Linked DNA regions of Homo sapiens: region 1 is linked to region 2. A link is a contact called in ENCODE Hi-C or POLR2A ChIA-PET data. All regions are on one chromosome and are shown on one strand. Each heading gives the region's core, a stretch centred on a gene start or an enhancer-like site at or near the end of the contact. The rest is flanking DNA. Distances are from core to core; before and after follow the strand shown. Region 1 holds the start of HDAC1 (histone deacetylase 1). Region 2 has its middle 32 kb from the start of KHDRBS1.

What was found. Hi-C counts contacts between places; a loop is a spot of excess contacts on that map. ChIA-PET counts read pairs that join two places held with the same protein, here RNA polymerase II (POLR2A). Pooled maps may share reads with other maps.
Region 1: a loop to region 2 is called in a pooled map, with 3 times the contacts of the local background. The contact joins the promoter of HDAC1 here to the enhancer-like site in region 2. A Hi-C loop is called at or near these places in 2 of 50 pooled maps. POLR2A ChIA-PET finds 5 or more read pairs at or near these places in 3 of 52 experiments (HEK293T, WTC11 and naive thymus-derived CD4-positive, alpha-beta T cell).

What each region holds. Positions count from the first base shown.
Region 1 is chr1:32,288,183-32,294,407 of GRCh38, reverse strand. It overlaps HDAC1 (histone deacetylase 1), which reads right to left and starts at 2,325. Exons shown (of 14, transcript NM_004964.3): 1 at 2,190-2,325. The coding sequence starts at 2,238. RefSeq lists enhancers at 886-1,460, 1,532-1,591 and a silencer at 2,202-2,611.
Region 2 is chr1:31,978,521-31,984,866 of GRCh38, reverse strand. No RefSeq gene overlaps it. Among named protein-coding and RNA genes, the nearest start is that of KHDRBS1, 32 kb to the left of the region's middle. Within about 2 kb of position 3,311, at least 6 of the 41 ENCODE cell types and tissues checked have a DNase peak (open chromatin) inside an H3K27ac peak, as active enhancers do.

The DNA of each region.
Region 1 (6,225 bases), core at 1,076-3,575, 310 kb before region 2:
TTGGGAGGCTGAGGCAGATGGAGCACTGGAGGTCAGTTTGAGACCAGCCTGGCCAACATCGTGAAACCCCATCTCTAATAAAAATACAAAAACTAGCCAGGCATGGTGGCGCACGCCTGTAATCCCAGCTACTCAGGAGGCTGAGGCAGGAGAATCCCTTGAATCTGGGAGGTGGAGGTTGCAGTTGCAGTGAGCCGAGATCAAGCCACTGCACTCCAGCCTGGGTGACAGAGCTAGACATCATCTCAAAAAATAAAAAATACTGCCCACACCAGGAACTTGGGATCCATGCCTTCTTCCTTACCCCTACAATCTGAATTTTTTTGTTTTTTTTTTTTTTGAGACGAAGTCTCGCTCTGTTGCCCAGGACGGAGTGCAGTGGTGAGATCTCAGCCCACTGCAACCTCTGCCTCCCAGGTTCAAACAACTCTCGCACCTCAGCCTCCTGAGTAGCTGGGACTACAGGCATGTGCCACCACACCTCGCTAATTTTTTTTTTTTTTTTTGAGATGGAGTCTCACCCTGTTGCCCAGGCTGGAGTGCAGCGGTGCAATCTTGGCTCACTGCAACCTCTGCCTCCTGGGTTCAAGCGACTCTCCTGCCTCAGCCTCCTGAGTAGCTGGGATTACAGGTGCGCACCACCACACCCGGGTAATTTTTGTATTTTTAGTAGAGACAGGGTTTCACCATGTTGGTCAGGCTGGTCTTGAACTCCTGACCTCATGATCCGCCCGCCTCAGCCTCCCAAAGTGCCGGGATTACAGGCGTGAGCCACCGTGCCCAGCCTAAATTTTGTATTTTTAGTAGAGATGGGGTTTCACCGTGTTGGCCAGGCTGGTCCTGAACTCCTGGCCCCGAGTGATCTGCCTGCCTCAGCCTCCCAAAGTACTGGGATTAGAGAGGTGTGAGCCACTGCACCTGGCCCCCATTACTTTAATTTCTAAGGTATAAACCTGATGATGTCAATAACCTGCATAAAACTTGAATCACTCACAAGTGCCCTCAATAAAGTCCAACTTCCTTGGGACAGCATGCCCAGCCCTTCATGGTCCGGTCCCTATTTACATCTTTTTTTTTTTTTTTTTTTAAGACAGAGCCTCGCTCTGTTGTCCAAGCTGGAGTGCAGTGGCACGATCTCAGCTCACTGCAACCTCTGCCTCCCGGGTTCTAAGGGATTCTCCTGCCTTAGGCTCCAGAGTAGCTGGGATTACAGGCGCACACCACCATGCGCGGCTAATTTTGTATTTTTAGTAGAGACGGGGTTTCACCATGTTGGCCAGGCTGGTCTCGAACTCCTGACCTCAGGTGATCCACCAGCCTCGGCCTCCCAAAGTGCTGGGATTACAGGCGTGAGCCACCACGCCCGGCCAAATGCCTGTTTTTCAAAGGTCCTGTCCTCTCTCTTGCCTCTGAAACTTGCTGTTATCTTTGCCTTCCCTGTGCCTGGCTAAGAACTCCTGTTCTTCAGGTCCTAACTAAGATGTCCCCTCCTTCGCTGACTCCTCAGGTGGAGTTCGGTGCCTCTTCTCTGTGCTCCCCTAACACTCTGAGCTCTGACACGGAGAGAACTTCGGTCACTGGGAAGGGTGACCCGATCAACCCCACGGCCCCAGCCCCTCAACACTTCCTCGAACACAGTAACCTGCTTGAGAGATTAAGTGAGAAGTCTGTTTTAACAGGTTGCATCCTTCTCCTTGCAACCCCTGGCGCCCCACGTCGCAGTAGCAACCGCAGGCCCCGCTCAGAGGCTGGGGGAGGGGAGGCGGGCAACCAGTCGTGCAGGACTCTTCCCCCAGAAAAGATGAGGAAGGGACGGGGCAGGGAAGAGCTTTGGGTTCTCGGCAAGAAAATGTATCCTTGCAGCCGTCTCCATCAGATTCAGCCTCCCCGCTCCGACGCACCCTCCCCTCTAGGAGTCCCACTCAAACTCTCCACATCAGACTTCCTCAGAATCTTCCCATCAAGATTACCTCACGCTTCCCCCACGCGATCCCCTCTTGGTCTCAGCCTCGATCTCCCTTCCTCGCAGCCTCCTCCCTCAGCCTCGACTTCCCCCTCGCAGCCTCCTCTCCGAGCCTCTCCCCAGCGCCTCAGCCTCCCGCAGCCTCCCATCGGCGCTCCAGCCTCAGCCTCCAGGTTCCCGGTCCGGCCCGGCCTGGCCCCGCCCCCGCCGCGAGGACGGTGCTCACCGTCGTAGTAGTAACAGACTTTCCTCCGGGTGCCCTGCGTCTGCGCCATCTTGCTCGCCTCCCGTCCCTACCGTCAGTCGGTCCGTCCGCCCTCCCGCCCGCGGCTCCGCTCAGCGTCCGACCCAGGGGGGAGGGGGCGGGCCTCCGGCCCGCCCCGCCCGTCCCCTCCTGGGCTCACCTATAGCCGCGCAGCCCGGGCACCGCTCCAGCCAATCAGCTTGCGCAGACACGGGCCCGGAACTCGGCAGGGGGCAAGGGCAGCCCGGAGAGGCCGCCGAGGGCCCCCTGGGCCTGTACCAAGGTCTGCGACAGATGGGTGGGGAGCCGCCCGGGGACCGTACCATCAGTCCCGGGGGAGGAAAGCAGCTCTGTAAACTTAACAGTCCCACTTCGTCGTGAAAAGCGTGCTTGGAGATCGGAGGCCAACTTTCTGATTTTACGGAGAATAAACCGAGGCCTACAGGGGAAAAGTGACTTGCACAAGGTCACTCAGCCAATAAAAGGGCTGAACCTGGGTTAGAAAGCGAGTTTGTGGCCGCAAAGGAGGGCTACAGAAAAATAATTAAAAAGAAAAGCAACACGCGGGTTTGGAGAGGAAGAAACCGACAAGAAAGGGAAAGAAAGCTAATGTTTGTCGAGGGGCTGCTGTGTGCCAAGTACTGTGCGACACTTTACCAATGTTATTTCAGTTTTTCCTCAAAACAGCTCTCGGCCAAGGGCTTTTTACCTCCATTTTACAGGACAGGATAAAGAAGTTCAGACTTCTGTGAATTATTCAAAGTTACACAAAGTAATTAAATTCAATTTTTTAATTGTACAGGGTTTTTAAAATGCTTTCTTTGCACCAGAGGCACTGTAACAAAGTGACAGAACCCAGCCTTTCAGACTCCAAAATCTACCTCCCTGATGCAGTCACCCAGGATGACTAAGTAGGCGTCTCTTTAGACAGGAGGAAATGGGATTATCCTATGATAGGAGGGCAGGTTTCCTTTCTTTTCTTTCCCTGTTTTTTTTTTTTTTTTTTTTTTTGAGACAAGAGTTTCGCTCTAGTTGCCCAGGCTGGAGTGCAATGGTGTGATCTCGGCTCACCACAATCTCTGCCTCTGTGTTCAAGCGGTTCTCCTGCCTCAGCCTCCCGAGTAGCTGGGATTACAAGCATGTGCCACCATGCCCGGCTAATTTTGTATTTTTGGTAGAGACTGGGTTTCTCCGTGTTGGTCCAGGTGGTCTCGAACTCCTGACCTCAGGATCCGCCCACCTCGGCCTCCCAATATGCTGAGATTACGGGCGTGAGCCACAGCGCCCGGCCTAGGAGGGCAGGTTTCTCAGCCTGGTAGCTAATGACATTTTGGGCCAGGTAATGCTTTTTTGTAGGAAGCTATTCTGTGCATTAACAGCTTCTGTGAAGCTGTTCTGTGCCTGGGCAACTAGAGTGAAACTCTTGTCTCAAAAAAAAAAAAAATTAAGCAGCATCCTTAGCCTCTACCCACTAGATGCCAGTAGCACCTTCCCCCCAGGCTGTGACAACCAAAATTGTCTCTAGACATTGCCAAGTACTGTGCAATAGCTTTACCATTGGGTTGGGGGGAAGATTAGTGGGGTGTAAGGGAGTGTAAAATTGCCCCCAACTCTACCATTAAGAACCACTCCACCAGATCATCAATTATCAACTGATCATCACTGAAAGCTGAAAGACCTAAAAGTGCAATGCTGGGCTATTAAAATAACTACAATAATGTCAATATTTAATGAGTGCTTCCTGTGTGCCAAACATTGCTCTAAGTTAGCCGCCAACTTGTGGTCCTACAGTCAACAAGAGGCTGGGCACAGTGGCTCACGCCTGTAATCCCAGCACTTTGGGAGGCCAAGATGGGTGGATCACTTGAGCTCAGGAGTTCGAGACCAGCCTGGGCAACATGGCAAAACCCCATCTCTACAAAAAATAGAAAAATTACCCAGGTGTGGGGGCGCGCTCCTGTAGTTCCAGCTACTCAGGAGGCTGAGGTGGGATGATGGCTTGAGCCCAGGAGACAGATGTTGCAGTGAGCCAAGATCATGTCACCACACTCCAGCCTGGGCAATAGAGCCAGGCCTTGTCTCAAACAAAAGAAAACAACAAGATACATCTTTATGCCTCTTTAAAGAGTGTTTGGGACTTGTGTTTCTCACTCAGAAACTGCATTTGAGTCATTAATTATAAGGTAACAGAAAATCTAAGACTGGGTGGCTTATAATAGAAACAGCAAAGGGCCAGGGAACAAATTCTACTCCCAGTTCTCTGTTGCTAATTCTCAGCTAGCCCTGGGTGGGTTTACTTAACCATTCTGGGCCTCCATTTCCCTTGTTATAAAATGGGGAGGAGGCCGGGCACAGTGACTCATGCCTGTAATCCTAACAATTTGGAAGGCTGAGGTGGGCAAATCACCTGAGGTCAGGAGTTCGAGACCAGCCTGCCCAGCACGGTGAAACCCCGTCTCTATTAAAAATGCAAAAATTAGCTGGGCGTGGTGGTGTGTGCCTGTAGGTCCCAGCTACTTAGGAGGCTGAGGCAGGAGATTCGCTTGAAACCGGGAGGTGGAGGTTGCAGTGAGCCGAGATCAGGCCACTGCATTACAGTCTGGATGACAGAGTGAGACTCTGTCTCAAATAAATAAGAAATAAAATAAAATAACAAAAATGGGGAGGATAGGAATACAAAGTTCACCCACGCTATGGCTGTACACAGTATCCCAAAGAGAAGGAGTGTGGGGATCAGATGAGATCATGAGGTGTGGCAGCAGGTCAGTCAGGTGATAGATTTACATTATTATGACTCAGATGCTCTTTGTTTGCATATATATATGTATATATATATATATAATTTTTTTTTTTTTTGAGATGAAGTCTCACTCTGTCGCCCAGGCTGGAGTGTAGTGGTGCGATCTTGGCTCACTGCAAGCTCCACCTCTCGAGTTCACGCCATTCTCCTGTCTCAGCCTCCCGAGTAGCTGGGACTACAGGCACCTGCCACCAGGCCCGGCTAATTTTTTTATATTTTTAGTAGAGACAGGGTTTCACCATGTTAGCCAGGATGGTCTCGATCTCCTGACCTCGTGATCCACCCACCTCAGCCTCCCAAAAAGTGCTGGGATTACAGGCGTGAGCCACCACACCCGGCCCTTTTTTTGTATATTTTAAAAATTACAAAAAATAAATAAAATAAAAATTAAAAAAATAAAAATTAAAAAAATTAAAAATAAAAATTAGAGGCCGGGCACTGTGGCTCACTCCTGTAATCCCAGCAGTTTGGGAGACCGAGGCGGGCAGATCACCCAAGGTCAGGAGTTTGAGACCAGCCTGGCCAACATGGCGAAACCCCACGTCTACTAAAAATATAAAAATTAGCTAGGCATGGTGGCAGGCGCCTGTAATCCCAGCTACTAGGGAGGCTAAGGCAGAAGAATGGCTTGAACCTGGGAGGCAGAGGTTGCAATGAGCTGAGATCGCGCCATTCAGCCTTCCGAGTAGCTGGGATTGTAGGCACCTGCCACCACTCCCGGCTAATTTTTTGTATTTTTAGTAGAGACGGGGTTTCACTATGTTGGCCAGGCTGATCTTGAACTCCTGACCTTGTGATCCGCCTGCCCCGGCCTCCTAAACTGCTGGGATTACAGGTGTGAGCCACGGTGCCTGGCCAACATTTCCCTATCTTTCATCAAACACTCTGCCATCCTCAGGTATCTTTAATTTTCTCACTTTTTAATGGAAATGTGGGTGCAAAAAACCATTTTCTTTATTATACCATTTATTAAATGGTATAATACCATAATATAATTTTCTTTATCATACCATTTATTAAACCATTTATCTTTATTATAAGAACAACAAGCATGAGCTTGGTGGTAAATAGCTACTAACACTCAGTTTCATTGTCTAAGACCAACAGGGAGTGGAGGGGACTCTGGCAAAGGTAGAGTTCAGGCCCTACCTGGAGGGGTGGCCATTATTCAGCTCCATGAGGACAGGTAAGTCCAACATAGCTAAATCTTCCCTTTTT
Region 2 (6,346 bases), core at 2,062-4,561:
GTTCCAAGCAGATACTGAGTCACAGACATTGTGGGCCTGCTGTGATCTGAGCCCCAGTATAGATGCTTTGGAACAGTAGAGAAAACAATCAAAAGAGAGGCTCTTGTCCTGGGGAACTTCATCAAGATGGGCCTCATGAAACTGTCACATCATATCACAAATTGTAAAGCATCCACAGTCCCTGGATCAGTACTAATTTTGGCTTTGGGAAGAGGGGATAAACTTTCCTTCACCCCCACCTTTAGGTATAAAATAGATACGGTAATGTGCACAAACCTTAAATGAGCAACTAGATGAATACTTTCTGTTTTTTTTTTTTTTTTTTTTGAGACGAAGTCTCGTTCTTGTCGCCCAGGCTGGAGTGCAATGGCGTGATCTCAGCTCACTGCAACCTCCACCTCCCAGGTTCAAGCAATTCTCCTGCCTCAACCTCCCAAGTAGCTGTGATTACAGGCACCTGCCACCAAGCCCAGCTATTTTTTGTATTTTTAGTAGAGAAGGGTTTTCACCATGTTGGCCAGGCTGATCTCAAACTCCTGACCTCAGGCGATCTGCTTGCCTTGGCCTCTTAAAGTGCTGGGATTATAGGCCTGACTCACCATGCCCGGCCTACTGTCTGATTTTTTAAATTAAAAATATTTTGTTTTTGTTTTTGTTTTTAGTGACAGGGTCTTGCTATGTTGCCCAGGCTGGAGTATAGTGGCTATTCACAGGTGCAATCATAGCTTACTGCAGCCTCAAACTCCTTGGGTCAAGCAATCCTCTTTCCTCAGGCTCCTGAGTAGCTGGGACTATAGGCACATACCACCACACCCAACTTGAAGTTTTATACATGTATATACCTGTATAACCATCAACCAGATCAAAATCCGGATTATTTCCAGGACCCTAGAAGGTTCTCTTGGCCGCCTTTCAGACATACCCCCTGTCACAATAGAAACGATTATTTCTGACCTCCATTACCATCAACTAACTATACCTGTTTTTGAGATTTTTCTAAATGGAATTGCATGGTGTACATTATTTTTGTTCTGGCTTCTTTCACTCAATATTATAGCTATAAAATTCATCCATGTTAGTACTTAGTACTTGTTTTTTTATGTATGTGGTATAGTATTCTATCAAATGAACATATAACAATGGAGGCATTTGGGTTGTTTCTAGCTTTTGGTTATTCTGAATAATGCTGTTACAAACATTCTTTTACATATGTCTTTTTGGTAGACTCAACCATTTATTTTTCTTGGCTATATATATTTGAGTGGAACTGCTAGGTCAGAGGGGATACGTATGTTTAGTTTTAGTAAATACCGCCAGTTTTCCAAAGTGGTTGTACCAGTTTACACTCCTTTCAGTGGTGTATGAGAATTCCAGTTGTTAATATTGTCAGTCGTTTTAATTTCAAATTTCAGCCATTCTGATAGGTACGTAGTGGTATCTCACTGTTTTAATGTATCTACCCACATAGTAATAAGTAATAATATTTTTTGTTTTGAGACAGGGTCTTTTTCTGTTGCCGAGGCTGGGGTGCAGTGGCATGATCATGGCTCATTGTAGCCTCAACCTCCCAGGCTCAAGCAATCCTCCTGCCTCAGCTCCCTGGGTAGCTGGGACTGCAAGTGCATGCCAACACATCTGGCTAATTTTTAAGTTTTTTGTAGAGATGAGGTCGGGCTATGTTGCCCAGGCTGGTCTTGAACTCCTGGCCTCAAGTGATCTGCCCGCCTCGGCTTCCCAAAGTGCTGGAATTACAGGCATGAGCCATCAAGCCCGGCCAGTAATAATGTTTTTACATGCTTGTTTCTTGTGCTATTTGGCCATCTGGATGTCTTTGTTGAAGAGTCTGTTCCCACTTGGTCCCCTCACCCAAGGATGTCTCTCCTACACTCAGTAACCATTTGATGACCTTAACTGATGGTCATTCAATGGTCATCCTTGTGCTGATCACACCCAGATCTCTGTCCAGAGATCCTGCTCCCAAATGCCATACCCACATATTCAGCTGGCTCTTTGATATCTCTAACAGAATGACCCATGTGCCCCTCAGGATCAATATCCAAACTAAAAGCTTCATCTCCTCTTCAGCCCCTAATCCATTTTCCTTCCTTTCTGCTCAGGCCACTCCAGGGCACCCAGACTGGCCCATCATCTTCATCCTCACGGACTCTGTGAATGTTTAGGCCCCAATCTCACACATTTCAAGAAATGTGGCCAGGCGTGGTGGCTCACACCTGTAATCTCAGCACTTTGGGAGGCCGAGGCAGGTGGATAACTGGAGGTTAAGAGTTCGAGACTAGCCTGGACAACATGGTGAAACCCTGTCTCTACTAAAAATACAAAAATTAGGCAGGGGTGGTGGCAGGCGCCTATAATCCTAGCTCCTTGGGAGGCTGAGGCAGGAGAATCCCTTGAACCTGGGAGGCGGAGGTTGCAGTGAGCCGAGATCACGCCACTGCATACCAGCCTGGGTGACAGAGCGAGACTCTGTCTCAAAAAAAGGAAGGGAGGGAGGGAGGGAGGGAGGGAGGGAAGGAAATAAAAATATGCACAGCCTGTTTCCTTTCCCCACCCCACACCCTCTTTGCCCTGGATACCTCCTCCTTGGGTCTCAGCTTACATGCCACTTCCTCTGGTTTAGGTGTTTCCTCTGCTGTCTTCCAGTGCCAGTTCCTTCCTGTCAAGTCATTTATCACACTGGCTTATAATTACCAGTGTCAATGCCTGAATCCCTGGATCATCTGTTGTTTTGCCTGCTCAGCATTCTTTCCCCTCCTCTCAGTAGTCTAGTTTTCGCTAGGAGCCATCTCTCCATTCTTGCTCCGTGTGTTGGGGTGTGGCTGCAGAGAAGGATGTGCATATCACCCAGGCCCGACAAGTCAGCATATTCCATCCTTTAGTTCTGTAACTGGGTCAATGTTAAGCACAGAACCAAGGTAGTTGATCAGAGCAATCTTAGGATTTTTGCTGGAACAAATGGGAAAGAAGCATTCTTTTTCTGAGGGGGTTACTACAGGGCTAAGATGAAAGCCTGGAGCCTGGGGGATCCTGGTCTGGGGAGTGACCCAGGCCTACCTCACCACACATTTTGGTGGGAGATCTCCCTTCCACATTACTAAAGCACATAGATTCTACAAAAAAACATATCTCCACAGCCCTTTTGCAATTCTGGTGCAATAGTGGATTTTCTAATTATCTTCATTTAGCTTTGTTGTCAAACTACAGAGTAGTAGGGGTTTTTGTGTGTGTGTATGTGGTTTTTTTTTTTTTTTTTGACACGGAGTCTCACTTTGTCGCACAGGCTGGAGTGCAGTGGTGTGATCTCACCTCACTGCAACCTCTGCCTCCCAGGTCAAGTGGTGATTCTCCTGCCTCAGCCTCCTGAGTAGCTGGAATTATAGTCATGCACCACCATGCCCGGCTAATTTTTTTGTATTTTTAGTACAGACGGGGTTTTGCCACGTTGGCCAGGCTGGTCTCGAACTGCTGACCTCAGGTGATCTGCCTGCCTCAGCCTCCCAAAGTGCTGGGTTTACAGCTGTGAGCTACTGCGCCCAGCCTGAGTAGTAGTTTTTGAGAGCACAGATTCCGCAGTAACTTAAGGGTTTGAATCTAGCACTGCCATATGTCACATGTGACTTTGAGCAAACTGCTTAGACTCTCTGTGCCTCAGTTACGTCATCTGTAAAATGGAGATGATAACAGTACTTACTTTATAGTGTTTTTGTGAGAATTAAATGAATTGATTAATGTAAAAGGACTTGTTTACACTGTGGGGAAAATACCACCCGGGACATTTCACAAAGGAAGTGAAAGCAAGGCCAGGTTTCCAAGTGGCTAAAGATGGCTTTGCTGGCAGTGGGGAGTGTGACAGGCTAATAGCCTGAGCGTCTTACCAGTAACTGCTAGTGAATTCCCTTGTTTTCTCTATTTCATCTGTTGTGTGTTCTTAATCTCACACTGACATCTCCGATGAAACCCTTTTCAAGTGTTTGGCATCTCATGGGGGTTTGACAGCAAGGGTGGTAGCCAAGCGGGTTTAACTCCAAAGGGATAATGGTGGTGTTTGCTGCAAAAACTTGAGAGGTAACATTGTTTACAGTGTACAGAGTATTTCATTTGCATATTAAGTTCACTGACTGCGATTCTAGCACGTATATAACCACGTTACACAGAAAATTCAGAAACTCCTCCAGCTACTACCTAACTCTGGAACTGCACATACCTGGGACATAGTAAAATATTGCAATCTTAATAATATAGACTTTGGCCAGGCAAGGTGGCTTATGCCTGTAATCCCAGCACTTTGGGAGGCTGAGTTGGGTGGATCACCTGAGGTCAGGAGTTCGAGACTAGCCTGGCCAACATGGTGAAACCCCGTCTCTACTAAAAATACAAAAATTAGCTGGGCATGGTGATGGGCACCCGTAGTCCCAGCTACTTGGGAAGCTGAGGCAGAAGAATTACTTGAACCTGGGAGGTGGAGGTTGCAGTGAGCCGAGATTGCGCCACTGCACTCCAGCCTGGGCAATGGAGCAAGACTCTGTCTCCAAAAAAAAAAAAAAAAAAAAAGAGAGACAGAGAGAGAATATAGGCTTTGGGGTTGGTCATACCTGGGTTTAGGTTTCGTCTCTGCCTTTTGCTTGCTTGTGTGAACTTAAGCTAGTAATTTATCCTTTCCGAGCCTCACTTTTTTCCATGGAAATGGATAAAGTAATTGCTCCTAAGGTCGCTTCATGGTACAGTCCAGGGCTACCAATCACAACATATTCTATATATCGGTAGCACATATCTTACAAGGTGGATGTAAAAATTAAATGAGATGGTTTCTGTATTGCAAATAGCTCAGCGATGGGCTGATAGCACTTAGTACATCTTAGTACATGTTAGTTGCTATTATTAGGTATTTATGTGCAGAAGTCCTTCTGATAATAATTGTCATAATAGCAAGAGTGGAGTCGGAAGAACTGATGAGGAAGGCTTTCTGAGGAAATTCTAAGTTGTTTTATTTTTATTTATTTATTTATTTATTTATTTATTTATTTATTTATTTATTTGAGATGGAGTCTCGCTCTGTCGCCCAGGCTGGAGTGCAGTGGCGCGATCTCGGCTCACTGCAAGCTCTGCCTCCCAGGTTCACGCCATTCTCCTGCCTCAGCCCCCCGAGTAGCTGGGACTACAGGCGCCCGCCACCATGCCCGGCTAATTTTTTTATATTTTTTAGTAGAGATGGGGTTTCACCATGTTAGCCAGGATGGTCTCGATCTCCTGACCTCGTGATCTGCCCGCCTCAGCCTCCCAAAGTGCTGGGATTACAGGTGTGAGCCACCATGCCCAGCCGTTTTTTAATTTTTTTAATTTTTTAAATTGTATGTCCTCTGGTGTTGAAACTGAAAGATTCTAAGGTTTAAACTGGATTTGAAAGGTGGAGAGTAACTCATTTTGGCAATGAAGATTAGGGTGAGTGTCTTGGGAATAAAAGAAAGAGGGAACAGGTGTCTGCGTGACCAAAGTGAGATACTTGGATGCAACTCAGCCCCGTCCTCAGGGCACTTGTGGGCTTCTGCCAGTAGTGGGGAATCCCAGAACCTTCTCTGGCTTGGCTACAGAAGGAAACAGACATCTCCTATGGAGAGAAAGGAAAGTCACGGAGCTGCTGTCTGGTGGTGACTGGGGCCACAGTGGCAAGCAAAGAGATGTCTGTGGGGCAAGGGAACTGGCAGGGTGAGGCCTGAGGGTCAGCCCAGGATTCTGGTCACTGGGAGGCTGAGCTAGAGGCTTCTACCTCCTGCAAAGTAAGCTGGGCTGGTCTGTGGATTCTTTCCAGATTCTCAGAATTCCAACCTCCTATAGGGTCTTCTCTAGGGAAGGAGGGACACAGATGTATAGAAAAGACCAAAGGGAATGATGAGAGTTTGAAAACTCTGGTCTGGCCAGGCTCAGTGACTCATGCCTGTAATCCCAGCACTTTGGGAGGTCGAGGTGGGAGGATCATTTGAGTCTAGGAGTTCAAGACCAGCCTGGACAACAAAGCAAGACCCTGTGCCTTTGATTGTTTATTTGTTTATTTATTTATTTAGAGACAGTCTCGCTCTGTTGCCTAGACTGGAATGCAGTGGTGCGATCTCAGCTCACTACAACCTCCGCTTACCAGGTTCAACCCGGAGTAGCTGGGATTACAGGCATGTGCCACCAGCTTATTTTTGTATATATATATTTTTAGTGGAGATGAGGTTTCACCATGTGGCCCAGTCTGGTCTCAAACTCCTGACTTCAAGTGATTTACCTGCCTCAGCTTCCCAAGGTGTTTCCCAAGATTACAGGTGTCAGTCACAGTGCCCGGCCCTGA